Linked DNA regions of Homo sapiens: region 2 is linked to region 1. Evidence: read pairs that join two places in POLR2A ChIA-PET (ENCODE). Cell type or tissue: PC-9. All regions are shown on one strand. Each heading gives the region's core, and the rest is flanking DNA. Links, peaks and the distances in the headings are about the cores only.

Region 1 (16,099 bases), core at 1-8,000:
GGTGCTTTACAAAGAAGCAGGCTGTGATAAAAACAAACAAGACAACATTCATAAACTGTGGGAAGCATTGTTGTCATTGGGTCACACCTCCTGCACCAGGCAGGTGGTTGTCTGCTGCGTTCCTTTACAGAACAGATGCTGAGCCTGCCTGGAGGTGGCAATTTACCAATCGATGGTCTTAAGCAATTCCAAAGGCTGGGGTAAGGGGTAGAAAAGAGAAGCTCAAAAATGTTAGGGATGGAGAAGGGGGGAGTGATTCAGGAAGAGGAGAAACCTGTTCATTTCCTCCCAAATTACAACCACTGTCACATCCATGGCTAGTCCTGTGCAAACTTCCAGTCCCCAGCTGATATCCCTGCAGACAAGTAGAGAGAGGCTAGAACAAAAGCTAAAGTGTAGATGTCCCATACACTAATCAGTGTTGTTTTTTAATCAGAGGTTGAAATTCATACTCTGATGCAAACTGTATTAGTCAGTTGTTGCTGCTATGATAACACTGCATAACAAACAACCCCCCAAATCTCAGTGGATTACAAGGACAAACATTTGTGTTTCTCTTTCATGGGCCTATGTGTTGGCTGGGATAGCTCTATTTAGGCTGCAGGCTGGGTTAAGTCTGCTCCAGGACCCTTTCATTCTAGGAACGGCAGTGATGCCAGACTTGCTCTTCTCCTGGAGCTTGGGTGGGTGTACGCATCAGCCTAGCTTTCCTCTGCTAGCCTTGGCTCTCCTCCAGTAAGGGTTCCGTGGTCATCCGACTCTGGATTGTGTCACTGGCCTCAAAATGAAGAGACAGAGTGAGAAATTGAGAGGCTGCCTACAGGCTACAAATGGAGAAGGAGGACTCCATCCTGCCCCCAAATCCTCCAAATTCCTACCAAGTCTGTGAGATGCCCCAAGTTTCCACCATAAAAGATCCTTTTCTTTGAGTTTCTATGGAATTTCCCCCATTCCGATGTGAATGTAATAATATAGCTACAACTTACATAGTACTTACGTGCCCAGCACCATGGCACAGAGAGGTTAAGTAACATGCCCGAAGCTACACAGTTGGTAGGTGGCAGAGCCAGGATCCCAATTCAGGTTATCTGTCACCAGTGTCTTGATGTTCCAACTTAGTGATACAGCCTACGAGGGTGGTGGGAGCACTGGGGTGGGAGTCAGAAGTCACAGGGGTTAGCACTGGTTTCTCTATTCTGGCAAGTTACTTTACTTAGTGGGAGTTTCAGTTTCTCTCTATAACATTCACCCTGCCTTCAACCCATGGTTATTTGGGACTTAACTGAGAAGCTGAATGTGGAAGCATCCTGTGTAATTCTGGTTAACAAGACATGTCAGAACCTTATGACCAGTGCCCAGGCCTGTGTGGGACATTTGGGAGGGTCCCGGGGCAGTGTGTAGGACTGGGGCACCAAGAGAAAGGAGCAGAGAGAGGGTATCTGAATGCATGGTTCTGCCTAGGAGCTTTTAGGAATGCAGATTCTTGGGCTCACCCTGCACCTACTGAATCGGAAATGGGGCTGGGGCCCAGCGGTGTGTATTTCACATAGTCCACCAGATGACTGATGCACGCTGGAGTTTGAGAACCACTGGATTACTATGGAATAGAAGCACAGAGGAGAGGCAGCTAATTCACTCTGTTAGCTTGGGGATCTCAGGGAACCTGGTGGAGGTGTGGAAGATGAGCAGAAGTTAGTCAGACTGAGGATAAGGGTGTGGGAGGGTATTCCAGGCACACGGGATGGCCCAGAACAAGGAAATAGTCTATGCAAGCAGTTAACTGCAGTTGCAAGGATGGAGGTAGCGGAGAGGCCTGGAAGTGAACTTGGAGATGTGGTGGAAGGTAGGTCAGGCTGCCTTGGATGACCGGCTAATGAGGCTGGACTTCCCGTGTGGTGCTGCAGAGTCATTGCAGGGTCTAAGCAACAGAATGATAGATTTGAAAATTACGGAGATTTTAAAATTATCCAAGAATGTACAAGTCCACATCCCAGCATTTCTCTGGGCTCGGCAAGTGTCTTCCTCCAATTTCCTAGAGAGGGCAAGTAACTTGCCCCAAGTGACACAGGAGGTGGAGGCAAGTCTTGGAAGTGAGGTCTTCTGATTCTCCCTTTTGTCTCCCTTCTTTTCACCTGTTCTTCCTCGGCTTCTCCTATCCAGGTCTGCTCCCTGCCCACTCAACTTCCCTCTGCTCTCCACTTCTGAGACAGTTTGGGTCACCTACAGACCTCATCCCAGCCGGATCCAGGAATGCTGCCCTGAAGTGTGGAATTCCTTAGGATGACCTTGGAAGGCAGATACTGCCTGTCCTGTTCTGGGATGCTGTGGTGACTCCTGGGTCTCATTGATCCAGCTCCTTTTATTCTCCCACCTTCCCTTCCTGGTCATAGTCAAGGTCAACACTAGCCCAGGCAGTACCTTTTATACTAAGAAAATAGCACCTCTTCCTGGAGAACCTGACTACCAGCCGCTGGAAAATTGTCATAATATGCTGATTTTGTTAGAGCAAGACACTTGACTGACAACTGCTAGAAAACTACAAAGAACATGCACAGACATGCATAAGTCTGCGAATCGCCTACCCCTTTTATATGGCACTGTACCCTTGTATAGTGTAAAATCTGCACAACTGTACTCAGCCATCCGGAGACCACTTCAGCCCCATCCCCTTCCTAAAAAAACAAGTATCAGTTGAACTTTCATACATGGAATGATGTTTCAAACACCCTTTTATCACCTCCCACTGGAGATTACATTTGCAAGCAGCAAAAGACCCCTGTGTAATGAAATGAACCCCCTAACTGGCTTTTGGTGTAGCTTGAGATTTCCAATTTCCATGCATTGGCTATAACAGGCCTGGCTACCTGCTGAGGGTTGCCCAAGGTGTATGAACCTGTAAGGGTGATCCCCGGTGGAACTAAGGTTAGGGAAGTCCTAGATGGGGGATTTCCTAGGAAGCTGTGAGCCGAGAGAGAGAACGGGAGCTGGAACGGGAGAGAACCTGAGGACCCTGAGGCCAAGCCTGCTTCTCACTGCTGTCCGGCACACTCCCCTGACTCTGGGCCCTTTTGAGGACCAGGGGCAACACCTATTCCCAGCCCCGATGGTGCACAAGATCTGTTTCCCTTCCAGGGTGAGCATCTCAGCTTCCTGCGATCCTTTCAACCCTTCCACTACCCTACTCTGGACAGACTGATGGATGCCAGCACTGATCGGCACTCATGGACCTTCCTCTCAACCTTGGCCTGAGCTTGCTTCTTTGAGATGAGCCAGATCATTTCTAGTCTCCCCAGGATCCTGTCCAAGGGCAAAACTCTTGGGGGCCCAGCAGGACTGAGCCAACGACACGCTTCCTCTTTCTTGTGGTGGCAGGAGCCCAAGTTCTGGTTGTTTGGTTTTTAATTCTTACAGTGTACTAACGGCTTGGCCTGAGCTGGTCACTGGAATCGCTGGCTGAATTTGGTCAGGCAGCCCAGGCATTGAGATCTTTAGAGCTCCCCCGGGATTATGTGGTGCTGTGGTGTTGAGACAGGCTGCCCTGGAGTCCTGGGTGGCTGTAGAGGAAGAAGGAGGCCAAATGTCCCTCCCCTGCAGCCAACACAAATGAGGGCTCTCTGTCTGCTGTTCACACCTCAGTGAAAATGTTCCGTGAGGAGGACAACTTCAGCCTCAATTTTTCCAGCCTGTCCAGAAAATAATTGCCCCCCTCCTCCCCAGAGAGCAGACAACCTCCAGGTCCCGCCAGGCCCAGCAAGGAAGCCCCAGCTGCCCACAGGCCTCAGGTACATTTGCTTACCAAATCCTGAAATGCAAAACCCAGAATGAATGGGTGGAGGACCATACTAAACTGCCCTTTGGAGCCTGAGGAGACCATATGCAAATTTAAGCCTGGTGGGGCTGGGGATTTAGAGGGTTGGGGCTTGGCTGCGGCAACAGACCCCACTTAACACAGCCATTCCAGGGAACAAAATGTACTTTTGAGACCCTGAAAATGGTCAAAGTCCCAGGGGTCTTGCATCCTCTGCCTACTCTGGTTGATCTGTGGCCACACCAGTCAAAGGAAGCAGCTGGAGGTGTGTACTGTGGGGGAGACTGACTAGAGAGGCCCGCCCGGCCGCAGGCCTTTCTTCCAGGAGTGGCCTCCATGTTTGCAGAAGCCTGAGGCCTGGGAAACTAGGGGGAGGAGAGTGTCCTCTCTTGCACAGCCCAGGAATGCTTGTTCCCTGGGACCCAAGGAAGACTCGAACTTAATCATAATTATTGTTTTAATTCAAAGTCTGTATTTAGAGCCCAGATGCTCTTAATGTCAATTATGTTAAACTATTAATACATCCTCTTGCATACTTCCCTTCACTTGGTTTAATTATTTTTCTTGTTTTGAGGTAATTAAAATAATTGTTCTTACATTAGTTTCAGAGTTGCCAGATAAAATAGAGGACATTTTGTTAAATTTGAATTTCAGATAAACAATGAATAATTATTTAGTAGGAGTACGTCCTCAATATTGCAATTATTTGTAATTTTCTGAAATTCAAATTTAACTGGGTCTCCTGTATTTTTATGTGCTAAATCTGGCAACCCAAATTAGCTTCTGTCTCCTTTTTCTCTTTTTTTTTTTCTGATCAACATGAACGAATTGTTACATGTCAGCCACTGTGCTTTGAAACTGGGAGGCCTCACTTGTGCCCGGGGCAACACCAGAATGCTGTCTTTTCTTCCAGGCAGCACCTCTGACTGATACCCACAGCACAACCCCGCTGTAACCCAGCTAACACCTCCAGCTCAACCAGTTCTCAGCTGACCCCATTATCTCTGACTCACCCACTTAGGCTTCTGACTTCTCAGAGGGAGGGAATTAGGTTAATTATGTTGTAATGTTACTTGCCCACCTTTTTAAAGCCATGCAAAGCAGCAGGACCTCTATGCACCCCAGTGCTCTTGTAAAAACCATCTGTGTTGCTCTACATACTTGCCAGCACTTGGGGGAAAAAGACCAAAAACATCTATGGTGGGAGTTGAGGGGCCCCACCCCTCCACAGCACCCTCACAGGGTGCCCTATATTCATATTGGCACAAAAGCCCCATAACCAGTGGGGCCTGTGAGCATCCTGTGGGCAGGGGTTTTGTCTTTTGCATTTGTGCATTCCACACAGTTAGCATCAGAGCTGGTACATAGTAAGTGCTCAATAAACATTGGTTGAATAAATGAACTACTGGATTAGATCATAACTGGAGGGAAGGGCACTAAAATAGGAGTTATCAGAGCCTGCTCCTGGCTGGGTTCTGTCTGTATCTGGCTGTGTGACTGTGAACAAGGTGCTTCCCTACTCTGAGCCTCTGTTTCCTCATCTGTGAGAGGAGGATAATAATGCTGCCTCCTCCTGCTCTCCTTGGAGCATTAGGGTGAGCCTTCAGGGGTTGAGGAACAGATACTCTTGTGTCACCTGAGAGAGGAGAAAGGACATCATCAATGTCTGTTCTTGGAGACATTTTATGGACCAAAAACCTAGCGCTGTATTCTAACAATTTTTTTAAAATTATTATTATCCTTTAAGTTTTAGGGTACATGTGCACAATGTGCAGGTTAGTTACATATGTACACTGTGCCACGCTGGTGTGCTGCACCCATTAACTCATCATTTAGCATTAGGTATATCTCCTAATGCTATCCCTCCCCCCTCCCCCCACCCCACAACAGTCCCCAGAGTGTGATGTTCCCCTTCCTGTGTCCATGTGTTCTCCTTGTCTAACAATTTTTTATCTTGGCTCTGAGTGACAGAATTTAAGCACCAGATTTGGGGGACTAATAAGAGACAAGGTGGAATCAGTACTGCTCCCGATTTTCCTGGACATGCAATGAACTGTCACATTGAGAGTCACTGAGTTGTAGAATGTCAGGTCTGGAGGGCAAGTATCTTGTCCCCAGGGTCACCCAGCCTGGGGGCAGCTGGATTAAAACCCAAGTCTTCTGACACCCAGCCCAGGACACTTTTTTACTGCATCAGAGAGCTGGCGCTCCAAGGATGGGACACCTGGAGGGGATCCAGGCAGGGACAAGGAGGCCAACCCACACAGCCTTGCAGGCACCAGACAGTCATAGATGTGGCAGGTGGGTATCTGTCTTGCTTCCATGGTGAATAACCCAGATCACAGGTTTGTGCAAGTTAATGTATTTATTTGCTCAAATAACACGGTACAAAAATGAGACTCAGATGCCAGCATCAGGAGCACATACCAAATACTCATAGGGCTTAAAGAACATCATTCCAAATAAGAAACTATGTACAAAAGGTTCCTGACCTTCATTTCATAACTTATTCTGATCCTTCATATTTAGGTGCTATGATTGTGAACACTGCCTAAAACAAATCCACAAATAGCTCACCTCTCCCCCACTTCTCAGAAGCAGCAATAAAAACTAAATGGCTTTCCGGATAGGCTGAGTTGAGCTTATGAAGCCAGTGCCTCAGGTTGGAGGCCAGTCCCATATAAGCACCCAGGGCCTCTCCGCTCTAGACTGCTCCTCCTCCCCAGTCCTACCCCATGGTGCGACAGCAGGTTCAACACGGCAATACCATGTCCCCAAGGGTCACAAGATCTCACTTGCCATCCAGGTTTAACACCCTTTCCCCCATGACCACATGTTCTGGGCAGTGTCCAAGGGAGCCGACTGTCTGTCTACAGTCTTGTCCTTCCTGCACATAGATATGAACATGTGGCAAATTTCACACCTGAGTCAAGCTATTGAAACTGTTGAGCTATACAGAAGGCAGAGCCTCTGGCACCCCCACACTTCACCTTTGTGCAAATACAAAAAATAGCCCTTTTCTCAAGACATGTTACTGCTACCAGCTGCAAAACTGTCATGATAAATCTACAAATCCACAATGTCTAGGACATGAATAGTACCTCCTGGAGTATGGTGCTCTTGAGCAGTGCACCCCTGTGCAACAATCCATGGCAGTCCAGCCCATTGAAGCCCTCCTCCACTTCCTGAAAACTACCCAAAAGAAGCTATAGTGCCTACATGGACATGGCACTAGGTAATTTTCAGAACTCTTCACATCCATTTTCTCACTGACTCCTAGCCAATCCCATGAGATGGGAGAGGTGCAAGGTATCAGCTCCATTTCTCTAGTCATAGAATGACAGGACACAGGGTTAGAAGGATTCTGAGAGACCAAGTGTCCCCAGTCTCTAGGTTTTTCCATCTTGGGCCTGCAGAGTTCCTGGGAGGCATCTACAAATCCATATGAGCATGAAGAACTACTGGTCAACTGAAGAAATGATGGGATACACTTCGATGCATATCTGTTTGGATGCATGTGGATGTTCTGTTTAGAGATTAAATAAAAATTTAGTTTAAAAACTAGACTCAGTTAACATGAACATCTGAGAAAATATCAGTAGGCCTTCTGGGTGGGATCCTAGACTCCAAAGTCTGGAGAGGAGGGGGAATGTGTAGAGGGTCATGCAGCAAGTCTGGGGTAGGTTCAGCAGGTAGAGCCCCAGTCTTCCTCATTCCCAGTCCAGTGCTGATTTCCCCAGACATGGCCTCTGTGTCTTGCCTTGTGGAAGAATGCTCTGTGCTTCTCAGATACTAGGGTATGGACACAGAATGATTGTCTGCTCTTGTCTTCCATCACGTTTGTGAAGCAGGGATTGGGACATCACAGAGCATCTTCAGGGTCTCCTGGCTAAAGCTGCGAACCATTTGGCTAGTTCAAGGGAATTTGAGTGCAAGACACAGCTTTCAATCTGGACTTTCAACCTTAGGACTTGTGATGTTCTGGGAAGAGAAAAAGAACATAGGTGTTAGCCACAGCTCAATTATTTATGGGTTCATTCTGGAAACAACAGACTTCCCATTATCCCATTGACACCCCACCCCAGCCTCCATCTCTGGGTCTTTGTTCTTGCAACACCTCCTGCTGACACTGTTCTCCTGATCCTTTCTCCCCAGACAGCCTCCCCATTCTCAAAGGTCAAAATCAGCAACTCCACCTCCTGGAAGGCTCCCAGGACCTACTTGCTTCATGGGCCTCAGCTACCACTCATTTGGTATTTGGTTGCTATTTAATTTTGTCATCAAACTGTTGTCTTTTCCATTGGCAGATGAAGCCTTTGAAGGCAGAACCTTCCACAGAGCCTCACAGCCCTTTGCACAACTAAGCACATAGGAGGCTGTCAATAGCTACCAGTTAAATGAATGAATGAATGAATGAATGAATGGTTAGTAAAACCAGAAGATGGAGTCAGGGCAACTGAGGATGTCAGAACTGATGTTTCTATAATATCTTTCACGAATAACTCAGATCGATCTGTAAGCTATTACCTAAGCCACCCTAGAGGGCAAATTATCTGTAACATTCCTATTCTCTAGGAGAAGACAGTGAAGCCAAGGAGAGAGAGAGGTCCATGGTAAGGAGGATTTCTGACCAGGAAAATGAACCGAAGTAGAGGAGAGCATTTGAATGACAAGATACAACTACCATGAAATAAGCCAGCTCTCTTGAGAGACTTTTCAAATGGCTTCTAAAGGTAATTCCAAGAAAGACAGAAGTGTTTCGGGTGATAGTAGCATCATTGCAAAAGGTTTCCCAGGGGACCACTTGGATGTAGAAGTTCCGGTCCTGTTTGTCCAACACCAGCAAACAGAACATTTCATTCCTCTAAAGTTACACCTTCATTCAGAGGCTTCTACGCTGTGGATCTGGGTCAAATGTTTGTAAGCAGGTTATGTTAAGTGAATTAGAAAAGGATGAAGAAATCTTTATCAGAGTCCACCAGAAAATATGAGAGCTCAGAATTTTTAAAAAATCAGGCCAGCTGTGGTGGCTCATGCCTGTAATCCCAGCACTTTGGGAGGCCAAGGTGGGAAGATTTCTTGTGGCCAGGAGTTCAAAAGCAGCCTGGTCAACATAGTGAGAATCCATCTCTATACCAAAAAAAAAAAAAAGAAAATTTAAATTAGCTAGGCGTGGTGGCATGCTCCTGTAGTCCCAGCTACTTGAGAGGCTGAGGTGGGAGGATCATCTGAGCCCAGGAAGGTTGAGGCTGCAGTGAACCGTGATTACACCACTGCACTCCAGCCTGGGTGACAGAGCAAGACCCTGTCTCAAAAAAAAATCAGTGACAAGCATCATCTCTGAAGGGAATATCTCAGAGACTTGGGGGAGGCGAAATTATTAGGAAAAGCATAAATGCACTCAGAACAGTGAAGGTGACGGCAGGAGAGAGGCTGTTCATTAAGCAACCAAGGCCAGGTCAGTGAGTGATCGCCTCCTGGAAGCCTTCCAGAACCAACAGCCCATGGAGCCTTCTTGTCTATCTCAGCCACCCCTTATTTGATAGATAACCTTACTTTGTTATTTACATTTTATGACAGCCTAGAATTGAGAAGCCAAGCAACAGAGCCCACAAAATAATAACAAGGCAAGCTAAGATCGTAGCCAGTCCAATATGCCATTCTATCAAAAAGCATGGAAATGTACATGTAATTGAAGACTAGAGCCAAATAAACAAGATGTTAATTATGGAGTAAAATCAGTGAGGTTTCAGAAAAGAAAAAGGTTGTCATGGTTTAGAATTGTCTCAGAAGGCCTCAGTGAGGAGGTGACATTTGAGATAGACCCAAAAATTCTGAACTGAGCAGGGGAGGGGAGAGGAGGATAAGTAGATCCCACTGGAGGCCAGCTGTGAGCCTGCTGTCACTCATGCTACATTGCCATTGTCTTCCCCGCCCTCTCTCACCGGCTGGTCCTCCCTGTATGGGAACTGGGTGCAATTGTAGTGGTCTCTTAGGCCCATGAGGATGCACATGGCATGGCTGTTGCTGCCAGCAAATTTGTTAGCTAAGCTAACGTCAAACTGGTAGAGTCTCCTGGCGCGGTTCCTGTCCAGCTTAGAGGAGTGAGCCACCTGGCTGCGCAGGGTGGCTACCAGCTTGCTGAGGGAGGAGTCCGAGAACTCGTAAAAAAACCTCTTAAAGCTGGGGTGGCGCCTGATCTGGAAGTGGAAATGAAAACAGGTCATTAGTGTTGCTGGCAGTACCCCTCCCGCCAACTGCCCCTCCCACAACTCCATGCAGCCAGGCGGGGCACTCCTTGTCCCTGGGATGAGCTCCCCTTGTTACATCCCTCCACTGCCCCTAGCCTCTCAGAATCTGTTCTGCGAGGTCCAGCTCAAAGCAGCAGGACAAAGTAGAGGGCAAGGGTGGAAGTACAGGTCTTTAGACTCAGATAATTCAGAAGCAAACACCCCACAGAGTCTTCTCGTCTACCCTAGCCATTCCATATTTGACAAATAATCATACTTTATTATTTAAATGTATAACAGTCTAGAATTGGGATGCTTAAGTTGCACTTACTATGTGTGTGAGCCTCTGGTCATCCATAAAATGTAAAGTATCCACCCAACCCCAGGATTGCTGGGCGGGGATTGGAGGGGTGGGGAATGAAATGAGAGAATTTATATAAAATGTTTAGTACAGGAATGTTTAGTACAGATGTTAGAGGAATTTAATTCCTTCTAAGCCTCCTCCAACAAGCTCCTTTCTCTTAATAACTAAATGGGTTCCCCAGAGGCAGACCCAGACACAAGGACTTGGGTACAGGCATTTTATTCATTAAATGATCCCAGGAAATGCTAATGGAAGAATGAGACCTGGAACAAGAATGGGAAGGCGGCCCAGGGGGTGGCAACTGGAGCTTAATCCACTCAGGGCACCTTGGGAGCTCGCTGAGAGCACATTCCTCAGTTATACCCCACAAAGGCAAGGGAGCTGGGGTCTCTATCCACCAACTCCCACCAGCCATTGGTTGAGGGTTGCTCATGGGGAAGTGGAGGCTGTTAATTCTGCCCCCCACATGAGTTGCAAAATGGCCCTGGGTCCTCAGGCACAAGGAGGCAGGTGCTGGCAGCTGGATGGGCCAGCGTGCACTCTGGTGGTGAAGAGAGGCACCCAGAGCGTCCGCTATGCTGATTACTCATCTTTAACCTGACCTCTTCACATGTGATCTGTGTTTGTCTCTCAAAGTAGGCTGTGTTTTCCAAGGGTGGGGAACCTTCTGTTACAGACTGCCTATCAGGGGAGAAAATCAACAAGCTTGAAAGAATGAGAGACCACATAAATGCTGAAGAGCACGGCAAGACCGAGAGTGAACCCGGAGACCACAGGGAATGGAATCAGCCGGGCGGGTGGGGCCAGGAGTGGCCAGGTGTGGGCGGAGGAGGCTTCCAAGGACGGGGGACATGAGCCGAACTTCAATAGCTGATTTGGACAGGAGTGGTCCTGGCTGGGGCAGGGAGGCCACATGAGCGTTGTGTTATTTTAAACAGTTCCCTCATCTGCTACATGTCTGGCGTTTTCTACATATGCACTAAGCTTGGTCAAGTAGGTAATTCTCTCTCATTTTGGAAAAGAGGAAACCGAGACTCAGAGAGGTTAAGGGACATGCTCAAAGTTGCCCAGAGGTGCAGACTTGGGGATGGAACCCAGGTGGGTAGATGAGGCCCTGGGGTTGGCCTGGGGAGGGCTGAGTGGTACTCACCTGCTGCCCCAGTTGGCCATCCACTTCTTGGAGAAGTGCCACAAGCTTCTGGATGATGATCTCCTCTAAGGAAAAGAAAGGAGGATTGAGTGACTGTTGACTGGGTGATGCCCAGTTCCCTTCCAAAAACAAAGTGCTGCAACAATACATCCACCTGTGAAAGACAATATTTTCTCTCTAAAACTCAGCACACACGTTAGTTATGATGGACCCAGACAATTCTTACCTTAAACTAGAGCTGGAGTATGAGAGACTTGTTTGGGTTCCCTTTACAGAAATAGAAGGGACTCTGGTTTGCTGGGCCTCACCTGTAACCACATTCAGCTTCATTTGATAGGTGGGAAACTGAGGCCTCCCAGTGTCCCTTATCCAGGCTACAGGGTAGCACAGTCAAGAATGGGAGTTTGGACGAGGAGCAGCACATCAGAATGCAGGGAGGGGACATGCCAGGGCTACTGACCCATTAGGAATGCACCCATCCACCTGTGTTCTAAGCAGCGGTGTGCCAGGGCCTACTCGTACTAAGTTTACTGTAAATATTCAGGAAATTTGTGGACTAGTTGTTTTGTTTTAGACAGAGTCTCGCTCTGTCACCCAGGCTGGAGTGCAGTGGCGCGATCTCGCCTCACTGCAACCTCGGCCTCCTGGGTTCCAGTGATTCTCCTGCCTCAGCCTCCCAAGTAGCTGGGATTACAGGCACACACCACCATGCCAGGCTAATTCATTTGTGGACTAGTTGTTATAAACTGTTAGCAGCTTGAAATCAGCCAAAGTAAAAATATTTATGCCATGGAAATCTGCAAATGCTACAAAGTAGGGCATCCTTCTCCCATTGGAGAGCCTGTCTGCCAGCACACCACTGCTTATGAGACCCGGAGCAAGCTAGGAATTTCATATGAAACATTCAAGCAAACGAATGGGGGTGTTAATTATATTCCACAGGATAGACAGGTGTCCTCTACCTGCAACTCTGCCCCAACAGCACCAGTTTAAAGGCCAAGCCTGTGCCCCCTGCCCCATCCTAGAGTCTCCTGGGGTCTTTGCCTGCTGCCTTCCCCATTCCTTCCTCAGAACCATCCCCTATTCAGCCTGTGAACTCCATGTGGAAGAGAAGCACCCGGGAAGCTGTCCAGGTAAGAGCAGGGGTGTTACTGACTAGATTCACATGCTCCACTCAGCTGAGGTGCCCCTTCTGGCGTGTGGCCTCTAGCCTGGGAGGGTGCTTCTGAGATCACAACTGGCTCCCCTTCTGCGGGCAGGGGCTCCCGGCACTCGAGATCTTCTGGATCTAGGGCAAAAAAAGAGTTGTTGAGTGTTTTGCAGAGAGCTGAATCTAGTTCCTGACAAGAAGCTGTTCGGAGGCACAGGCATAAGCAGGGGCTGGTTTCCAGGCTCCTCGGTGAGTTTCCTGCCCCCGGCTCTGCCTCAGAGGAGTTCGTGGTGCACTCCTGGCCTTCTCCAGAAACCTAACTTTCGCCCACCAACCCTTTCTGCCTCCTCAGTCTGGGAGGGGCGCAGTTAAAACAGGTGTGCCAGCAGGGCCCACCAAATGAACCCTTTCCCTCTGCCAGGTTTTCTGGGTCACTTAGCCTGTCTGAACCTCACTTTCTCCATCTGTTAAGTGGGAGTGATAAGATTGACCTCACAGGGTTGCAAGCAGGTTAAATGAGATAATATGTGTGAAACTAGCAGGTAGTAGGCACTCTGTGATGTCAGGGGAATTACTGTACACCAGTGGCCCTCAGGCTTTGGTGTAGTGAAAAAACAGGCCCAGGCCATCTCCTACTTCATCAAACCCAGTTCTCTGTGCTTTTCTATGAACTGGCCAGGTGATTCTGATGCACAGCGGCACGGATCTCCCATCACATTTGTTGTTAAGTGTTTGTGTGTGGAGAGGGAGGGGAGGGCGTGTGCAGTGAGCAGGGCCTACTGGGGGTGGGGTCCTGCTGGCACCTGGACCCTCACCTCTCCCCACACTTCCACACCCCCCACTCTACTCAGCATGGAAAGACACAGTCAGGGCTTTCAGCAACAGTGGACATCCTCCACTATGCCAGCCTGTCAACGACAGACAGGCCACACAGCAGCCTTGCCCAAGAGGAAGCCTCTGTTACCATGGCAACACCAGGCCTGCTCACCAAGGCTGCTGGAGGTGGAGGGCCGATGGCCACCAACACACAGGGGCAGAAAGCTGGGCCTCTTGGGTCGTCGGGCCTCTGGGCTGGCAGCCCCTGCTGCCCCCGCTCTTCTGGGTTCCTTGGAGGTGTGTTTCTTATGGTAAAACGCTCTCCTGAAGCTCGACCTTTTTTCTTGAGATTTCCTTCTGCAGTGTGGGGCCGGGTTTTCTACACCCACCTCTTCCTGCTGGACTTGAGGTTGCTGTGGGGGAGATGAGAGAAACTGAGTCAGGGCCCCTGACCTTGAGGAGATCTCAGGTGAGGTGGGGAAAGAGAGCCACGGTGGGCTAGCAGGCGTTGCCCAGAGAAGAGTGGTTGATGCTCAGTGCTGGGGAAATATGTGTGGTCTGGAGGGGGCTGGGGAAGCTTCAAGAAGGAGGGACTGGGTCCGGGTGCAGTGGCTTACACCTATAATCCAAGTACTTTGGGAGGCTGAGGCAGGTGGATCACCAGGGGTCAGGAGTTCGAGACCAGCCTGGCCAATATGGTAAAACCCTGTCTCTACTGAAAATACAAAAATTAGCCGGGTGTGGTGGCGCATGCCTGTAGTCCCAGCTACTCAGGAGGCTGAGGCAGGAGAATCGCTGGAGCCCAGGAGGTGGAGGTTGTAGTGGGCCATGATCGAGCCACTGTGCTTTAGCCTGGGCGACAGAGCAAGACTCCGTCTCCAAAAAAAAAAAAAAAGGAGGGACTGGAGCAGGACACAGAAGAGCAGCAGAGACAGGGAAGTTGTTACACCAGGCAGGGTTGGGGAGCCCACAGTGAGGTCAGGGTTACATGGGGAGCGTCTTCCTCACCTCCTCTCCTTGCTGTTCTTCTGCATCTTGGAGCATGGAAATGATCTTCTGAATGAATTCTTCTGAAAAAGATCAACACGCATGGTTAACTTTGGTGCTACGAAATCTCTTCTGCGGTCAGTCTTCATTTCCTAATGCCCCGGTGGCTCCCTGGGTGATTCTCCAAGGGGGCTAAAGAGCTGCCAGAGGTGGCCTGAGGGCAGAGCTGGTTTCATGGGATACATATTCACTTTACCAATGACGGCCTCTAAATAGACACCCAGGAGGAGGCCCCTCAGGGCCATCTGGAAAGGCCCATTCCCTACAGGTGCCCTCATCCTGCACCTTCTCCCTGTCCAGGCAGAATTTCCCTTCAAGGCATATTTTCTATGAAAAGCAAACAAGGCAGAATGGCAGGGGATAGGGGGCAGAGATCTTTCCAGGTCTTTTCAGACCTGACGGTGATATTATATATATATATATATATATATATATATATATATATATATATATATATATATATATATATATATATATATATGTTTCTAGGCCTGGCTCTGCCAATGGTAAAATAATAATTACAGCGATGGCAGCTGCCATTAGCTGAGCTTCCCTCCCAAGGCCCCTACCCCTGTCCCTATCCTTTTTACTTCTGAGCTCTGCTCTCAAGCTGGGCCACCCAACAATGACAATAATAGCAACAAATGGCACCTAACACATATTAGCCACTAACAGGGGCTGCCCTAAATGCTGCCGACAATTCTAGAAAGCAGGTACTTGCTGCCCCCATTTCACAGATGAAGAAACTGAGACCAGAGATGAAGTAACTTGCCCAAGTCCACACAGCTCAAAGGGGTCACAGCCCAGACTCAAACCAAGGTCCATAAGATCACCCCATTGGCCGAGCCCTTGGTGTGGGCCAGCACTTTCCTCCCTTTGCCTCCTGTCTGCCTCATCAGGGTAAGCACCAACACTATCGCCATTTATCGAGGTTCAGACAGGCAGCCTGGCTTGGGCCTGGGCTCTGGGCCCCAAGCTGCCTCCCCAGCCTGCTGTACTCAGAGGGAGGTCTGGACAGGTCACTGCCTCTCTCTGGCTCAGTGTCTCTTTGCAAGTGGGGGAGTCAGAACAGAAGTTTTGCAAGGGGTGTCTGAGAAAAAGAGAGGAGTACTGACTGTATTCCGAGGCTCTGTCCAGCGGAAGCTCCTCTCCAGGTTCCTGGCTCTCTGATGGGGTGGGAAGCACGGAGGGACCTGGAGCCCCAGCCTCTGTAGATGGGGCCTCCTGGACTTTAGGTTCTTCCAAGCCTGAGAAGCAGAAGGAGAACGAGGGTGTGTTTTGTCTGTCTGGGGCTGTTAACTATGCACAGAAGCTAGCACAAACTAAAAGTGGGCTCCGTGGCTGGATCACATTAAGGACTTATGGGGCTGGAAGACAGCTGCTGGGCAGGGCTGTGCCTCTGATTTACTGGCCCAGACCGAGTTCCCTTATCCCTTTGTGCTTCCATAGAACTGGCTTTCCTGGGCTTTGCTGCCCTCTCCTCCCTCCACCATTTTGACTTGATCCACAAGTTGAAGAGTAGAGGCCTGGTCCC
Region 2 (16,099 bases), core at 2,898-10,897, 140 kb after region 1:
AGTGAAGCCGCAGACCTTCTCAGTGAGTGTTACAGCTCTTAAAGGTGGCGTGTCTGGAGTTGTTTGTTCCTCCCGGTGGGTTCGTGGTCTTGCTGACTTCAGGAGTGAAGCTGCAGACCTTTGCAGTGAGTGTTACAGCTCATAAAGTTAGTGCAGACCCAAAGAATGAGCAGCAGCAAGACTTATTGTGAGGAGCGAAAGAATAAAGCTTCCACAGTGTGGAAGGGGTTCTGAGCGGGCTGCTGCTGCTGGCTCAGGTGGCCAGCATTTAGTCCCTTATTTGGCCCTGTCCGTGTCCTGCTGATTGGTCCATTTTACAGAGTGCTGATTGGTCCATTTACAAACCTTTAGCTAGACACAGAGCGCTGATTGGTGCGTTTTTACGGAGTGCTGATTGGTGCATTTATAAACCTTTAGCTAGACACAGAGCACTGATTGGTGCGTTTTTACAGAGTGCTGATTGGTGCATTTACAAACCTTTAGCTAGACACAGAGCGCTGATTGATAGACACAGAGCGCTGATTCATGCGTTTTTACATAGTGCTGATTGGTGCGTTTACAATCCTTTAGCTAGACACAGAGTGCTGATTGGTGTGTTTTTACAGAGTGCTGATTGGTGCATTTATAATCCTTTAGCTAGACACAGAGCACTGATTGGTGCGTTTACAATCCTTTAGCTAGGCAGAAAAGTTCTCCAATTGCGTTTACAATCCTTTAGGCAGAAAAGTTCTCCAAGTCCCCACTCGACCCAGGAAGTCCAGCTGGCTTCACCTCTCATCTTCACATTGTCATCCCTCTGTTTATGTGTTCTACTCGCCCCATTTTGAGGACTCCAGACATATTGGATTAGGGCCCACCTTAATGACTTCGTTTAAAAGGCACTGTCTCCAAATACAGGCACATTCTGAGGACTAGGGGTTAGGGCTTCACATATGAATTTTGAGGGAGACACAGTTCAGCCCCGACAATCTGTTTAAGAAGTTATGTGTTGGTGGCCGGGCGCGGTGGCTCACGCCTGTAATCCCAGCACTTTGGGAGGCTGAGGCGGGCGGATCACAAGGTCAGGAGATCGAGACCATCATGGCTAACATGGTGAAACTCCGTCTGTACTAAAAATATAAAAAATTAGCTGGGCGTGGTTGCAGGCGCCTGTAGTCCCAGCTACTTGGGAGGCTGAGGCAGGAGAATGGCGTGAACCCAGGAGGCGGAGCTTGCAGTGAGCCGAGATTGCGCCACTGCACTCCAGCCTGGGCAACAGAGTGAGACTCCGTCCTAAAAAAAAAAAAAAAAAAAAAAAAAAAGAAGTTATGTATTGGGGCCGGGTGCAATGGCTCCTGCGTGTAATCCCAACACTTTGGGAGGTGGAGGCAGGTGGATCATCTGAGGTCAGGAGTTTGAGACCAGCGTGGCCAACATGACGAAACCCTGTCTCTACTAAAAATACAAAAATTAGCTGGGCACGATGGCACGTGCTTGTAATCCCAACTACTCGGGAGGCTGAGGTAGGAGAATCGCTTGAACCTGGGAGGCAGAGGTTGCAGTGAGCTGAGATTGTGCCACTGCACTCCAGCCTGGGTGACAGAGTGAGACTCTGTCTCAAAAAAAAAAAAAAGAAAGGTTATGTGTTGGGTAATCTGAATGCTCGTTTCCTTCATCACTATGTCCTACGCCATGAGGCCCAGGCAGCATTCTTTTTCACGTGACTGGCTTTACCTGTTCTTCAGAACCATGCTTACTTTTGTATACCCTGAGAAGCATATTATGCCTCTGTATAAATCATTGTGTTATGTTATATTTAAGATTATCCTGTTAGCCTACTGAATAATGTGCTTGAAAAACTATTCCATACATTAACTTAAATTCCTAATTCATCTATTAAGCTCATTTCTTCTTTAATCTAGATGGAAGAATGTCAAACTATTTTATGTGATAATATATTGTTTTCTGATTAAACTTTAAAAATTTTCTCTTAAACTGTTTCAAGCAGTTTTAAAAATTTATTTTATCTTATTTTACTTTTTAAGAGTTAGAAGTCTTGCTGTGTTGCCCAGGCTGAAGCATAGTAGCTATTCACAGTCTTGATCCCACTACTGATCAGCACAGGAGTTTTGACTTGCCTGTTTCCAGCCTGGGTCAGTTCTCCCCTCCTTAGGCATCCTGGTGGATCCCTGCTCCTGGGAGGTCACCATTGATGCTAAATTTGGTGCAGACACCTGATTGACATAGCGCACTACAGCCCAGAACTTCTGGGCTCAAGTGATCCTCCCACCTCAGCCTCCTAAGTAGCTGGGGCTACAATAGTGTGCCATGGAACCTAGTTACAAGCAGTTTTTAAGAAACCATTCCAATGATTCCAATGTTTTCTTGAGAAGGTATCTGTTTTTAGAGATACATTTTCATTTTTCCTTATTTTAAAGATAATAACACATTCATTTTAGAGACTTTAGAATATTCAGTAAGACAATAACTTTTTAAAAGAAAAGTCACGTGATTCTACAGTTAAGGGAGAATAATCTTTTCCATCTTTTTTCTGTGGATACATTTATTGTTTCAACTTGCCTTTTAAAAATCTAATATATCAATACTATTTCACACTATTTCAGTTATTTTCTTTTCTGAAATAAGGTCTTGCTCTGTCACCCAGGATGAGGTGTAGTGGCAAGATTTCAGCTCACTGCAGCTTTGACCTCCGGGCTTAAGCAGTCCTCCCACGTCAGCCTTGCCCAAGTAGTTGGGACTACAGGTATGTGCCACCACACCCAGCTAATTTTTTTATTTTTTGTAGAAACGAGGTCTCACTGTGTTGTCCAGTTTTGTCTTGAACTCCTGGGCTCAAGCGATCCTCCTGCCTTGGCCTCCCAAAGTGTTAGGATTACAGGCATAAACTGCTGCACCTGGCCCTATTTTAGTTATTTTCAAACAGATTTCTATTTATTTATTTAGAGACAGAGTCTCACTCTGTCACCCAGGCAGTGCAGTAGTGCAGTCTCAGCTCACTGCAACCTCCTCCTCCCCGGTTCAAGTGCTTTTCATGCCTCAGCCTCCTGAGTAGCTGGAATTACAGGTACACACCACCATGCCCAGCTAATTTTTGTATTTTTAGTAGAGACAGGGTTTCGCCATGTTGACCGGGCTGGTCTCAAACTCCTGACTTCAAGTGATCTGCCCACCTTGGCCTCCCAAAGTGCTGGGATTACAGGTGTGAGTCAATGTGCCTGGCCTATTTTTTTAATTGGTGAATCATATGAATTGATTTTTGAATGTTAAACCAATCTTTGCCATAATGTATTATCCTTTTTTATGTGGCTGAATTTGATTTTCTCATAATTTGTTTAGGATTTTTGTGATTATGTTCATGAGAAAGTTTGATATAATTTCTTCGTTAAAAGTGTGGGAAAATTTGCTAGTCAAGCCATTGGATTCTGGAAAAGTTTTAATTATCAATTAAATTTCTTTACTAGATATAGGACTTTGCAGATTTTCTAATTTTTCTAAGTCAGTTTCAATAAATTATAGAATATTCATTTAATCTGCAAATTCTAATTTACTGGCATAAATTGTACAAAATAACTGCTCATCTTTTTAGTCTCATGGGATGTGTACTGATAGTCTTTTTTCATCTGTGATCATTGTAGTGTGCATCTTCATTTTCTTTTTTTTTTTTTTTTTTTTAGATGAAGTCTCACTCTGTTGCCCAAGCTGCAGTGCAATGTCGCTATCTTGGCTTACTGCAACCTCCGCTTCCCGAAGCGATTCTACTGCCCCAGCCTCCTGAGTAGCTGGGACTACAGGTGTACACCATGACACCTGGCTAATTTTTGTATTTTTAGTAGAGATGGGGTTTCACTATGTTGGCCAGGCTGGTCTTGAACTCCTGACCTCGTGATCCGCCCGCGTCAGTCTCCCGAAGTGCTGGGATTACAGGCGTGAGCCACCGCGCCCAGCCTTATTTTCTTTTTAAAACAACTTCACTGAGAGAGAATTCACATAACATACAATTCACTCATATAAAGTATAGAGTTGAGTGGTTTAGTATATTCAAAGTTGTGCAGACATTACCACCATTATTTCTTTCTTGATCAGTTTTTAGGGCTTATCAGTTTTCTTAGCTTTTTTTTTTTTTTTTTTTTTTTTTGGATACAGGGTCTCACTCTGTTGCCCTGGCTGGAGTGCAGTGGCGCGATCTTGGCTCACGGCAACCTCCGCCTCCCAGGCTCAAGCAATTTGAGTGCCTCAGCCTCCCAAGTAGCTGGGATTACAGACGCGTGCCACTACTGCCTGGCTAATTTTTTTTGTATTATTAGTAGAGACAGGGTCTCACCATGTTGGCCAGGCTGGTCTTGAACTCCTGACCTCAAGTGATCCACCCGCCTTGGCCTCCCAAACTGCTGGGATTACAGGCGTGAGCCACCACCCCCAGCCTTTTGTTTTATTTTGTTTTGTTTTCTTAAAGCCAACTTTTGGCTTTATTGATTTTTCTCAGTTGAGCTTGTGTTTTCTTTTACATTAATTTCTGCCCTTATTTCTTTCCTTATATATTCTTTAGGATTAATAAGCTATTATTTTCCTGCCTTGAGAAAGATACTTTGATTATTGTTTTTCATTCTTTTCTAATGTTTTGTTTTTTGTTTTTTTTTTTTTTGAGACGGAGTTTTGCTCTTGTTGCCCAGGCTGAAGTGCAATGGTGTGATCTTGGCCCACCGCAACCTCTGCCTCCTGGGTTCAAGCGATTCTCCTGCCTCAGCCTCCCCAGTAGCTGGGATTACAGGCATGCACCACCACACCTGCCAATTTTGTATTTTTAGTAGAGACGTTTCTTGATGTTGGTCAGGCTGGTCTCAAACTCCTGACCTCAGGTGATCCGCCCGCCTTGGCCTCCCAAAGTGCTGGGATTACAGATATGAGCCACTGTGCCCGGCCTCTAATATATGTTTTAAAGCTATAAATTTTCCTTTGTGCCTGGAGTTAGGCTTATTTAACAAGTTCGCATATGTTGTATTCATTCAGTTCAAAATATTTTCTCCATTTCATTGTGTTCTGTTTTTGGTCCAAGGTTATTCAGAAGTGTGTTGCTTAATTTTCCAACATTTGAGGATATTTTGTTTTTGTCATTGATTTTTAACTTAATTCCACTGTGTTCAGAGAACATAACTATTCTTTCAATCTTTTGAAATGTATTGAGACTTACTATGTAGCCTGAATGTGGTCAGTTCTGATTAATTTTTCAAGTGTACTTGCAAAAGAATTACTCTGCAATTGGGTGCAAATTTGGTTAATTTATGAATGATGTTATTCAAACCTTCTATATGAGCAGTGGACAAACTACCTCCTGCTGCCTTTTTTGTACACAAAGTTTTATTAGAACACAGCCATGCTTACTCATTTACAAATTGTCTATGACTGCTTTTGCTCTATAATAGTATGGCCCACAAGACCTAAAATATTTACTTTATGGCTCTTTTTTTTTTTTGAGATGGAGTCTCGCTCTGTCGCCCAGGCTGGAGTGCAGTGGCGTGATCTCAGCTCACTGCAACCTCCACCTCCCGGGTTCAAGCAATTCTCCTGCCTCAGCCTCCTGAGTAGCTGGGACTACAGATGCATGCCACCACACCCGGCTAATTTTTGTGATTTTAGTAGAGATGGGGTTTCACCATATTGGTCAGGCTTGTCTCGAACTCCTGATTTCAGGTGATGCACCCAGCTGGGCCTCCCAAAGTGCTGGGATTACAGGCGTGAGCCACTGTGCCCAGCCTTTTTTTTTTTTCTTGAGTCGGAGTCTTGCTCTGTTCCGCAGGCTGGAGTGCAGTGACACAATCTCAGCTCACTGCAACCTCCGCCGCCGGGTTCAAGCAGTTCTCCCGCCTCAGTCTCCCAAGTACCTGGGACTACAGGCACCCACCTGCCTGTAGTCATGCCTGGCTAATTTTCATATTTCTGTAGAATTGGGGTTTCACCATGTTGTTGGCCAGGCTGGTCTTGAACTCCTGACCTCAGGTGATCCGCCCATCTTGGCCTCCCAAAGTGCTAGGATTACAGGCATGAGCCACCGTGCCCGGCCTACTTTATGGCTCTTTACCAGAAAAGTTTGCCACCCATTCTACAGTGTTACTTTTAGGCTCCCAATGGAAAACCTGGGGTATTTCACAGGATCCTTCCTCCTCTGCAGACCCATTCCAGTTTTTGTCTCTCCAGCATCTTGATGCTGACAAAAGCTCTGCTTAACTTCTCAACTTTTGGGCCAGGCACAGTGGCTTACGCCTGTAATCCCAGCACTTTGGGAGGCTGAGGTGGGCGGATCACCTGAGGTCAGGAGTTTGAGACCAGCCTGGCCAACACAGTGAAACCCTGCCGCTACTAAAAATACAAAAATTAGCTGGGTGTGGTGGCAGGTGTCTGTAGTCCCAGCCACTCAGGAGGCCGAGGCAGGATAATCGCTTTAACCTGAGTGGCAGAGGTTGCAGTGAGCCAAGATCATGCCACTGCACTCCAGCCTGGGCGACAGAGCAAGACTCCGTCTAAAAACAAAAACAGAACAAACAAAAAAACTTCTCAACTTTTTAGCTGCTGCTTTCTACTTAGCTTTATAGCCTTTTGGTAGCTGCTTCCAAATTGGCAAATATCTGGAGGAGAAAAGTGGTACAGAGTGTTGGGCTTAACTTATTTGCTTTCTCTATTAGCGTTCCACCAAAGAAAATAGAACCAGTAGTGTGTGTGTGTGTGTGTGTGTGTGTTCACACACATACATATTAGGCTATTTATTGCAAAGAATTGGTTCACACTATGTTGGGGACTAGCTAGGCAAGTCTGAAACCCGTAAGACAGGTTGCAGCCAGGAGGGACAGGCAGGACCTCTAGGATAGGAGCAAAAGCTACAGTCTGCAGGCAGAATTTCTTCTTCCTCAGAGAAGTTTGTGTTCTGCCCTTAAAGCAACTGATTGGATCAGGCCCACCCAGATTATCTAGGATAATCTTCCTTACTTAAAGTAAGTAACTATAGACTGTAATTGTATCTACCAAATACCTTGACAGCAACACCTGTATTAGTGTTTGAATAACGGGACTGTAGCCTAGCCAAGTTGATACATAAAATTGACCATCACATCTTCTCTGTAGGAATTCACTTCTTGAGTCTTGGCCACTTCACTAGTTGTCTGATGCCTTCAAACAGATGTTTTTTTTCTGTTTTACTCAGCTTTTCTGAGCGCTCTCCAGTAGGAGGTTTATTCTGGTAGAAACTTGCCCATTGGTAGCAGTAGAAATCCCAGTGTTCTAGAAAATGTTCTGAGGCCAGGTACAGTAGCTCACACCTGTAATCCCAGCACTTTGGGAGGCCAAGGCAGGAGGATTGCTTGAGACCAGCCTGGGCAACATAGCAAGACCCCATCGCTAAAAAATTAGCTTTTTTTTGAGACGGAGTCTTGTTCTGTCACCCAGGCTGGAGTGCAGTGGCGCAATCTTGGCTCACTGCAACCTCTGCCTCCCGGGTTCAAGCGATTCTCCTGCCTCAGACTCCCAAGTAGCCAGGATTACAGGCGCCCGTCACCACATCCAGCTAATTTTTGTATTTTTAGTAGAGACAGGGTTTCACCATGTTGGCCAGGCTGGTCTCGAACTCCTGACCTTAGATGATCCGCCCACCTTGGCCTCCCAGAGTGTTGGGATTACAGGCCTGAGCCACCACGCCCAGGCTTTTTTTTTTTTTTTTTTTTTTTTTAAGAGCTGGGATCTTGCTCTGTTATCCACGGTGGCATATAGTGGTGCTATCACAGCTCACTGCAGTTTTGACCTCCTGAGCTCAAATGACCTTCCTGCCTCAGCCTCCTGAGTAGCTGAGACTACAAGTGTGCACAACCATGCCTGGAAAAAAGAGATGGTAAAGAGCCTGTGGAGCCTGTAACCCACTCCTGAGTAGCTGGGACTACAGGTGTGCAAAACCACGTCTGGAAAAAAGAGATGGTAAAGAGATGGCGGTCTTGGTGTGTTGTCCAGGCTAGTCTCATGCAATCCTCCTCTCATGCAAACCTTGGCCTCTCAAGTAGCTGGGACTACAGGCATATGCCACCATGCCTGGCTAATTTTTTTGTATTTCTTTTTGTGGAGACGGGGTTTTGCCATGTGGCCCAGCCTGGTACTCCTGGTCTCAAGTGATCCACCTGCCTCGGCCTCCCAAAGTGCTCGGATTACAGGTGTGAGCCACCGTGCCCGGCCTAATTTTTTATTTTTTGGAGAGATGGGGGTCTCACTGTGTTGCCAAGGCTGGTCTCAAATTCCTGGGCTCAAGCAGTCCTCCCACCTTGGCTTCCTAAAGTACAGGGATTGCATGTGAGCCATTGTGGGCTGTATGCTATTCCTGAATTAATGAAGATACTATTTAATCCTTTAAATCACTTATCTGATGCTTTTCAGAGATTCCCACATTACTTGCCTCGGTCATATTGTGGATTTTAGAATTGGAATGGTTTCTTGTAATTTTACCAATACTGAGCATTAAAGAAGGCCTTGCTATTTTTAAGTCTGTATCCTAATCAAATGTTGAGGCCGGGTACGGGGACTCACGCCTATAATTCCAATGCTTTGGGAGGCCCAGGTGGGATGATTGCTTGAGCCCACAAGTTAGAGACCAGTTTAGGCAACATAGTGAGACTCCTATCTCTACTTAAAATAGAATTAAAAAATTAGCTGGGCATGGTTGTGCATACCTGTAATACCAGCTACTTGGGAGGCTGAGGCAGGAGGATTGCTTGAGCCCAGGAGTTGGAGACTACAGTGAGTCATGATCTGCCACTGCAAAAATGTCAAGAAGTCTGGAAACAGTGTTAAATGCAAAACTGTGGCAAGAATTATAGATTTAATATGCTAATCAAAGAAGGGAAATTTATGGTACTTGTCTTTAATATTTAAAGGGTTGGAAGTGATGGAAGGATATGTTTTTCCGGGGGTAGGATTAAACTAGTGCATGGAAGTCACAGTGGGTGTAATAGATTATTTTTGGATATTTTTAGGTAGACTGGGATGAACTAGTAGAGGTGTTTTGTAGTCTTGGGTGGAAGGTTTGAGATCCCAGATTTTGAGGTTCATGATTGGTAAAATTGTGGCGGTGGGTGATTGGGAGACCATCATAAGGTTGCTGGCATTTTATTTTGTCATGTAAGGGCATTAAAAAAATCTAGCCTTCTTTTTTGAGACAGGGTCTTGCTCTGTTGCCCAGGCAGGAAGGCAGTAGCATGATCATGGCTCACTGCAGTCTCAACCTTCTGGACTCAAGCAGTCCTCCCATCTCAGCCTCCTGAGTAGCTGGGACCACAGGCATGAGCCACCATGGCCAGCTAATTTTTTTTTATTTTTATTTTTGTAGAGAAAGGTCTAGGCCGGGTGCGGTGGCTCATGCCTGTAATCCCAGCATTTTTGGGAGGCCGAGGTGGGCGGATCACCTGAGGTCGAGAGTTTGAGACCAGCCTGACCAACATGGAGAAACCCCGTCTCTACTAAAAATACAAAAAAATTAGCCGGGCGTGGTGGTGCATGTCTGTAATCCTAGCTACTCAGGAGGCTAAGGCAGGAGAATTGCTTGAACCTGGGAGGCAGAGGTTGCAGTGAGCCAAGAGCGTGCTACTGCACTCCACCCTGGGCAACAAGAGCAAAACTCCATCTCAAAAAAAAAAAAAAAAAAAGAAAAGAAAGAAAGGTCTGGCTATGTTGCCCAGGCTGGTCTTGAACTCCTGGGCTCAAGTGATCCTCCTGCCTTGGCCTCCCAAAGTGCTGGGATTACAGGCGTGAGCCACTGTGTCTGGATTATTACATTTTTAAAGAAGGCATTTTTGGCCAAGTGAGGTGGCCATGCCTGTAATCCCAACACTTTGGGAGACCAAGGCGGAAGGATGGCTTGATCCCAGGAGCTTGAGACTGGCCTGGGCAACATAGTGAGACCCTGTCTCTACAGAATAATTTAAAAAGGGGAAAAAAAAATTAGCCAGGCATGGTGGCATGTATCTGTGGTTCCAGCTACTTGGGAGGCTGAAGTGGGAGGATTGCTTGAGCCTGGGAGTCCAAGTCTGTTTTTTCTTTTTTTTATACTGACCACTATACTAATGAGGAAAAAAAATACATTTTTAATATTAAAAAAGAAGTAAAGATGGCTGGGCACCGTGGCCCACGCCTGTAATCCCAGCACTTTGGGAGGCCGAGGTGGGTGGATCACTTGATATCAAGGTCAAGAGTTTGAGACCAGCCTGGCCAACGTGGTGAAACCCCATCTCTACTAAAAATACAAAAATTAGCCAGGGCTGGTGGCACGTGCCCATAATCCCAGCTACTCGGGAGGCTGAGGCAGGAGAATCGCTTGAACTCGGAGGCAGAGGTTGTAGTGAGCTGAGATCATGCCACTGCACTCCAGCCTGGGCAACAGAGCGAGACTCCGTCTCAAAAAAAAAGAAAAAGAAGATATCATTTAGGTACAAAGGATAGCCCTTCCCAAGGAAGCCTTACACTATATACCATAATTTTTCACTTCATATTTTAACATTTTTAAAATCAGGATGCATCTGAAAATTCTATTTAATACAATAGTGCTGCTTTTTCTTAAAAAGTTTTTAGATTGATGATGTCTTAGCGTCAAGTGTCTTAGGACTCAGAAAATGGTGTGTGGGTTACATTATCTACATTGGCCTAATTTTTGACAAGACTGCATGAAAACTTTTGACAGCAATTGGTGCTGGTCCTTGAACTAGATGACCTTTACACTGTTTTCTGACAGTGATTTGTGGATTGTTTATAAACATGAATTTTCTACATGTTAGCTCTGTTACTACAGTACTTTTGACAGCAATTGGTGCTGGTCCTTGAACTAGATGACCTTTATACTGTTTTCTGACAGTGATTTGTGGATTGTTTATAACATGAATTTTCTACATGTTAGCTCTGTTACTATAGTACTGATTTATGGATCTGTCCTCTAAAGCCTTCAACTCTTTTCTTGCTATATAAATGCTTAGCTCTTTTCTATAAAATAGTCAACTGTATTTACTAATATACTTTTAATTTTTTAATTGCACTGCTTTAAAAAATGTTATTACTAAAAGTATATCCCTTGGATTTCCTAGAAGTTTGTCTTTAAATTATTCTTTACAGCCTATGCAGTTGTTCCTTTAGAGAGTTTTAGGTAATAGCCAAGTAGAGGAGTATCCTGGACACTGAAGACCTTACCCTGGAAATTCTATTATATGTTGACCAGCTTTTTTGTAGGAGTCGTGAGCTTTCTTTGACCTATTATGTGCCTTGGATTGTTCTCCTTAAGGTTTCATTAGAATGACCTTAACTAGTTAAGTTCAATCAAAAGAGGAAGCACCCCACATGGAAATTATAGAATTCCATCTAACCAGTATTTAGGTAATAAAGTTGAAAGAAGTTACAGCAGAATTAGATCTCTCTTTTTTTTTCCCGAGACTGAGCCTGTAGCCCAGGCTGGAGTGCAGTGGAATGATCTCAGCTCAGTGCAACCTCCACCTCACAGATTCCAGCGATTCTCCTGCCTCGGCCTCCCGAGTAGTTAGAACTACAGGTGCCCACCATCACACCCAGCTAATTTTTTGTATTTTTAATAGAGACGGGGTTTCACCATGTTGGCCAGGCTGGTTTCGAACTGCTGACCTCAAGTGATCCGCCCACCTCAGCCTCCCAAAGTGTTGGGATTACAGGCGTGAGCCACCGCACCCAGCCTCACAATTAGAACTTAATTTGAACTCAGATTGTAAAATCAACCCCCATCTGGAGGTATTTGATTTAGAGGCTCTGTTGTAGCAATTATTTAAAGAGGAAAGGTGCTAGATGTGCCCATTATCAGCACAGGAAGATTATATGTCCTAGCCCCCGGTCTTCAGCTTGAAATCACATTTCCAGTCCTGTAAAACATACATAGAAATTTTGAAGTGATTTATACCTATAAGGAGCAGCGGCACTGCATGGTGGTAAACAGCATGGACTATGAAGCCAGAAGTCTGGCTCCACTGCTTGTTAGCTGTGTGACTGTGGGAACTTTCCTTAACCTCCTTCTTCCTTCAGTTTTCTTATGTGTAAAATGAGGGTAACAATGGCATCTACCTCATAAAGTTTTTTGAGTATTAAATAATATTTATAAAGTACTTAAATAATATATAGTGCATGATATGTGTTAAATCAATTAAGTTTAAGTCCATCTGGACTTAGGATGTAATGTTTGCAGTAATTTGACATATGAAAGAATCCAGCAGATTAATTTGTGATTCTCATTTAAGATATGTTCTTGAGTAATTTGGTTTAGATTTGATTATTAGTTGAAGAATGCTAGAAAACTTTGCTAAGTTTGAAAAGTGTTGTAATATTTAGGACCTTTTTATGTATACTATACTTATAAGTTTAATTTTTTAAACATCTACCAGAACTTTTTTAAAAAAGTACTTAAGGATTTGCTTGGTAGGCATTTGAAGTGCTAACACAGGAAAAGAGCATCTATTAAACTAAATGTAGTGAAGATGTTTGATGGGAATGCCAAATTTAGGGGATTCATGTTTTATATTTAAACTGGAGGTGGGTACAAGAGTTTTTATTATATGGTTCTTTAAATCTTTTTATATGTAGTACATTAATATTTTTAAATTAGGTAATTAGGCTGATACAGTTATAAAAAAACTAAGGGTCTTTAGACTGTTAATATACTGAATTTAAGGTCTTAATGTAAATCCAAGTAACTCACATAGCCTTTTATGTGCACAAAAGCTGTCTTTCAACGTTAAGTTATATTGACAAAAAAGTACTGTAACTCATATAGTCTTTTATGTAAGTTAAAAGCTGTCTTTCATCTAAGTTATATTGACAAAAACGTACTAAGGGTAGTAAGTTAGGAGTGTCAAATAGAGGAGACAGGAAAATTTATCCAAGCAATTCTAATCTTGTCACCCTGTCATTGTACTTTTATCTGTCAGCTTGTTAGCCTGGCCTGTGATTTGTAGAGAAGGAGGAAGGAAAAGGGAAGTGGAATCAGAGGAGTACGAGCTTTCCTGTGGAATTGTAATGCCTTCTTCTCTCCTGCTTCTCATTATGATTTTCTTCCAAGTAGAAATGAGGAGCAGAAATAGTCCTGTCCACAGATATCCTTTGAATTTTCTGCCTTGCCAAGCTTGTGTAGTTTTTTGCCTTAAATTCTATTTTGTAGGCTATTAATATAGCTTCACCAACTCTCTTTTGGGTATCTGCCCCTTTTCCATCCTTCACCATTTTTCTGTTGTGTTAGTTTCATGTATTTTCATAACCCTTGTGGAGTATGATGATAACAACCCTTCGTAGTCTGTTACATATATAGTTTTTCAAGTCTGTTGTCTTTGTTTATAGGATCCTTTGCCATACAAATGTTTTTAAATGTTTTGTGGTCAGATTTGTCTTTCTCATTTCGCTTTTGGGTTTTGGGTCTTGATTAAAAAGGCCTCCCAACCCCTAGATTGTAATCTCCTGTAACATTCTTGGAAAAGAATATTGTTGTGATTCAGCTTCTCATCTATGAAATGAAAAGACTATACTGAAACAGTAGTTCCCAAACATCGCCAGTCAGTGGGAGATCACTTGAGGAGCGTGTTACAAGTTCAGATTCTCCAGACCCAACTAAAGACTTATTGAATAAGAATCTCTGGGGAATGGGGCCCAAGAAGATGTTTTAACAAGTTCCTCTAAGTGATTCTGATTATCAGCTGGATTTGAGAACCATTGGACAATATGATCACTGAGGTCTCTTCTGATTCTAAAATATCATTTCTGTATTATGTAACTCTTAAATAATACATTATCTCAACAACTAGATTGTAAGCTCTTTGAAGGTAAGCAAGACTGTGTCTTAGGTAATACCCTTTTCTTCGCTGTCAGCCCACTAAGATACTTACTACCTCACTCCTAGACAATTTTAGTAACCTTCTCTTATAGCCCCTCCAGTCTGTCTGTGGTCTTATTTATCTTAAAGCAACATTTTGAACATGACACCTTCCTGCAGAAGCTTTGGCTACAAGACAGAATCCTATTTTACCTTATAATCTAAGTGCCTCTGTAAACTAGCCCCAACTTTTTGTCTTTAGCTTTACCCAAGGGAGTGTGTACAATTATCTAAGCTGTGCTTTATACAGCTCCTTAGATGATGATGTGCATGGTCTTCCCTGGAATTGTATGATATGGTGGTAACCTTGACTTTTCCCACCCTTTTGCATTAATCCTTCACTCTAGCCTGATTGGTTTACTTTCTTTCTCTTTCATATGGTAATAAAGCCTTGTTTATTCTTATTTTCCTGCCAGTTATTTGTCATTCATCTTGCCTGGAATGCCCTTTTTCCCTTTTCTGTATCTAATCTCTCCATATTAATAGCTACACAGTGGAGTATTATGCAGACATAATAAAGAATGAGGAATATGTGTATGAACTCCCATGGAGTGATTTCCAGGATATACTGTTAAGTAATATAACAAGGTACAAAATATGGTATTTTATTTGGTAGAATATGGTATTCTATCTTTTGTATAAGAGAAAAAAGGAGTTAAGAATATATGTATATGTACACACATACTTCCTTATGTCTGCAAAGAGAAACATTAAAGATAAACTAACAAAACCAATGCTATGGTTTGAATGTATATGTCCCTCCAAAATTGTTGTGTTGGAACTTAAACCCCCAAGGTGATACCATTAAGAGGGGAGGCCTTTAGGAGGTGATTAGGCCTTATAAAAGGGAATTGAAGGAACCTAGCTAGCCCTTCTCCTTCCATCATGTGAGGACGCCTGGATGCCATCATCTTTGAGGAACAGCCCTCACCAGATACCCAATTTGCCAGCACCCTAATCTTGCTTGGATTTCTCAGCCTCCAGAACTGTGAGAAAAGAAATTTCTGTTCTTTATGAATTACCCAGTCTCAGGCATTTTGTTTATAGCAGCACAAATGGACTAAGACAACTGGTTATCTGTAGGGAATAAATAGGAACAGATTGAGAGGGAAAAAGGGGAAGGACAGAGACTTCTCTGAACATTCCTTTTTTATGAGTCTTCAACTTCGGAACCATGTAAATGTTTTACATATTCAGGAAATACATTTTAAAAATAATGGGAAAATGCTATGATTGAATAAAAAGAGAAACAAAAGAACCTACCTTACAGAACATATAGAGAAAAAATACACAGTAACTTTTGAATATAGCATGCTGACTGTACATCCTTAGTGGGATATGCTTTAAGGACAAAAAGAACTGCTCCCTTGACCAAAACACCTAAACTTAGTAGGTTTATTGTTACTAGTAATTTGACATTATAATTCTGAAACTAGTCTATGAACCAAGAATTTCAATGTGAAGGAAAAGATACACTAATATAAAATGAGTTAGGAAAAACCAGTATTAAATTTGAACTGAAAACATCAGTATAAACTCTATTTATGAATGAATGAGAGAGACTGGGTCTTGCTCTGTCATGGGTTGGAGTGCAATGGCATGATAATGGGTTACTACAGCCTTGACCTCCCAGGCTCAAGTGATCCTCCTTCCACAGCCTCCTGAGCAGCTGGGACAACAAGTGTACACCATCACACACCAGCTAATTTCTTATCTTTTGTAGAGACTCAGTACTTTCGGAATATGATAGCCTCTTACTGTGAGTTCATAATAGTCCTAGAAGGAGGTCTTGTAGACATTTTAGATTTTCCCCATCCCCCTCTGTTTCCCCTCCCCCAAACTTCATCCCATTTTAACCTATTCCCAGAAATTCTGGGTGTCACCAGAGAGCATTATGTGCAGCAAAACAGAAAACCTGCTTAACAGAAAACATTAGCAGAGTTCTCATTAGCATGCATAAAGAAAAAGCACAATGGAACTAGACCAAGTGGTTTTCACATAAGAACAGACTGGAAGGGCTAGGATTTTTCAGTTTGGAATGAAGGTTTGGCAAAGATATAACTACTTCTTAAGTTTGATTATGGGATATGGGTTAAGGGCAGATTAGCTTATTTACCAAATTCTGTGGCATCCTACTTCATTTTCACCTCCCACCTCCTACACAGAGTGGAGATACGGTCCTAAGTATAAACAAGGGTACTGCCTTTT

The links. Peaks named below come from ENCODE experiments on the same cell type or tissue, not always from the same donor. Only the 100,000 strongest peaks of a DNase experiment are listed, where the experiment ranks them.
Region 2: POLR2A ChIA-PET joins it to region 1 with 13 read pairs; 2 of 35 experiments call an interaction of 5 or more read pairs at or near these places.

The regions. Positions count from the first base shown.
Region 1 is chr6:36,309,603-36,325,701 of GRCh38, forward strand. It overlaps PNPLA1 (patatin like domain 1, omega-hydroxyceramide transacylase), which reads left to right. Exons shown (of 9, transcript NM_001374623.1): 9 at 2,161-4,353. The coding sequence ends at 2,284. It overlaps BNIP5 (BCL2 interacting protein 5), which reads right to left. Exons shown (of 12, transcript NM_001010903.5): 6 at 15,681-15,812; 7 at 14,527-14,588; 8 at 13,691-13,931; 9 at 12,709-12,840; 10 at 11,553-11,617; 11 at 9,754-10,008; 12 at 6,159-7,789. The coding sequence ends at 7,754. Among named protein-coding and RNA genes, the nearest start is that of BNIP5, 19 kb to the right of the region's middle. RefSeq lists enhancers at 3,127-3,306, 3,497-3,606. In PC-9, for the core only: no CTCF peak of the experiment used is centred there; a DNase peak (open chromatin) is centred at 4,789; H3K4me3 peaks cover 401 bases; H3K27ac peaks cover 1,539 bases.
Region 2 is chr6:36,448,890-36,464,988 of GRCh38, forward strand. All of the region lies in intron 1 of KCTD20 (potassium channel tetramerization domain containing 20), which reads left to right. It also overlaps the pseudogene RN7SL502P. Among named protein-coding and RNA genes, the nearest start is that of KCTD20, 14 kb to the left of the region's middle. In PC-9, for the core only: no CTCF peak of the experiment used is centred there; a DNase peak (open chromatin) is centred at 6,802.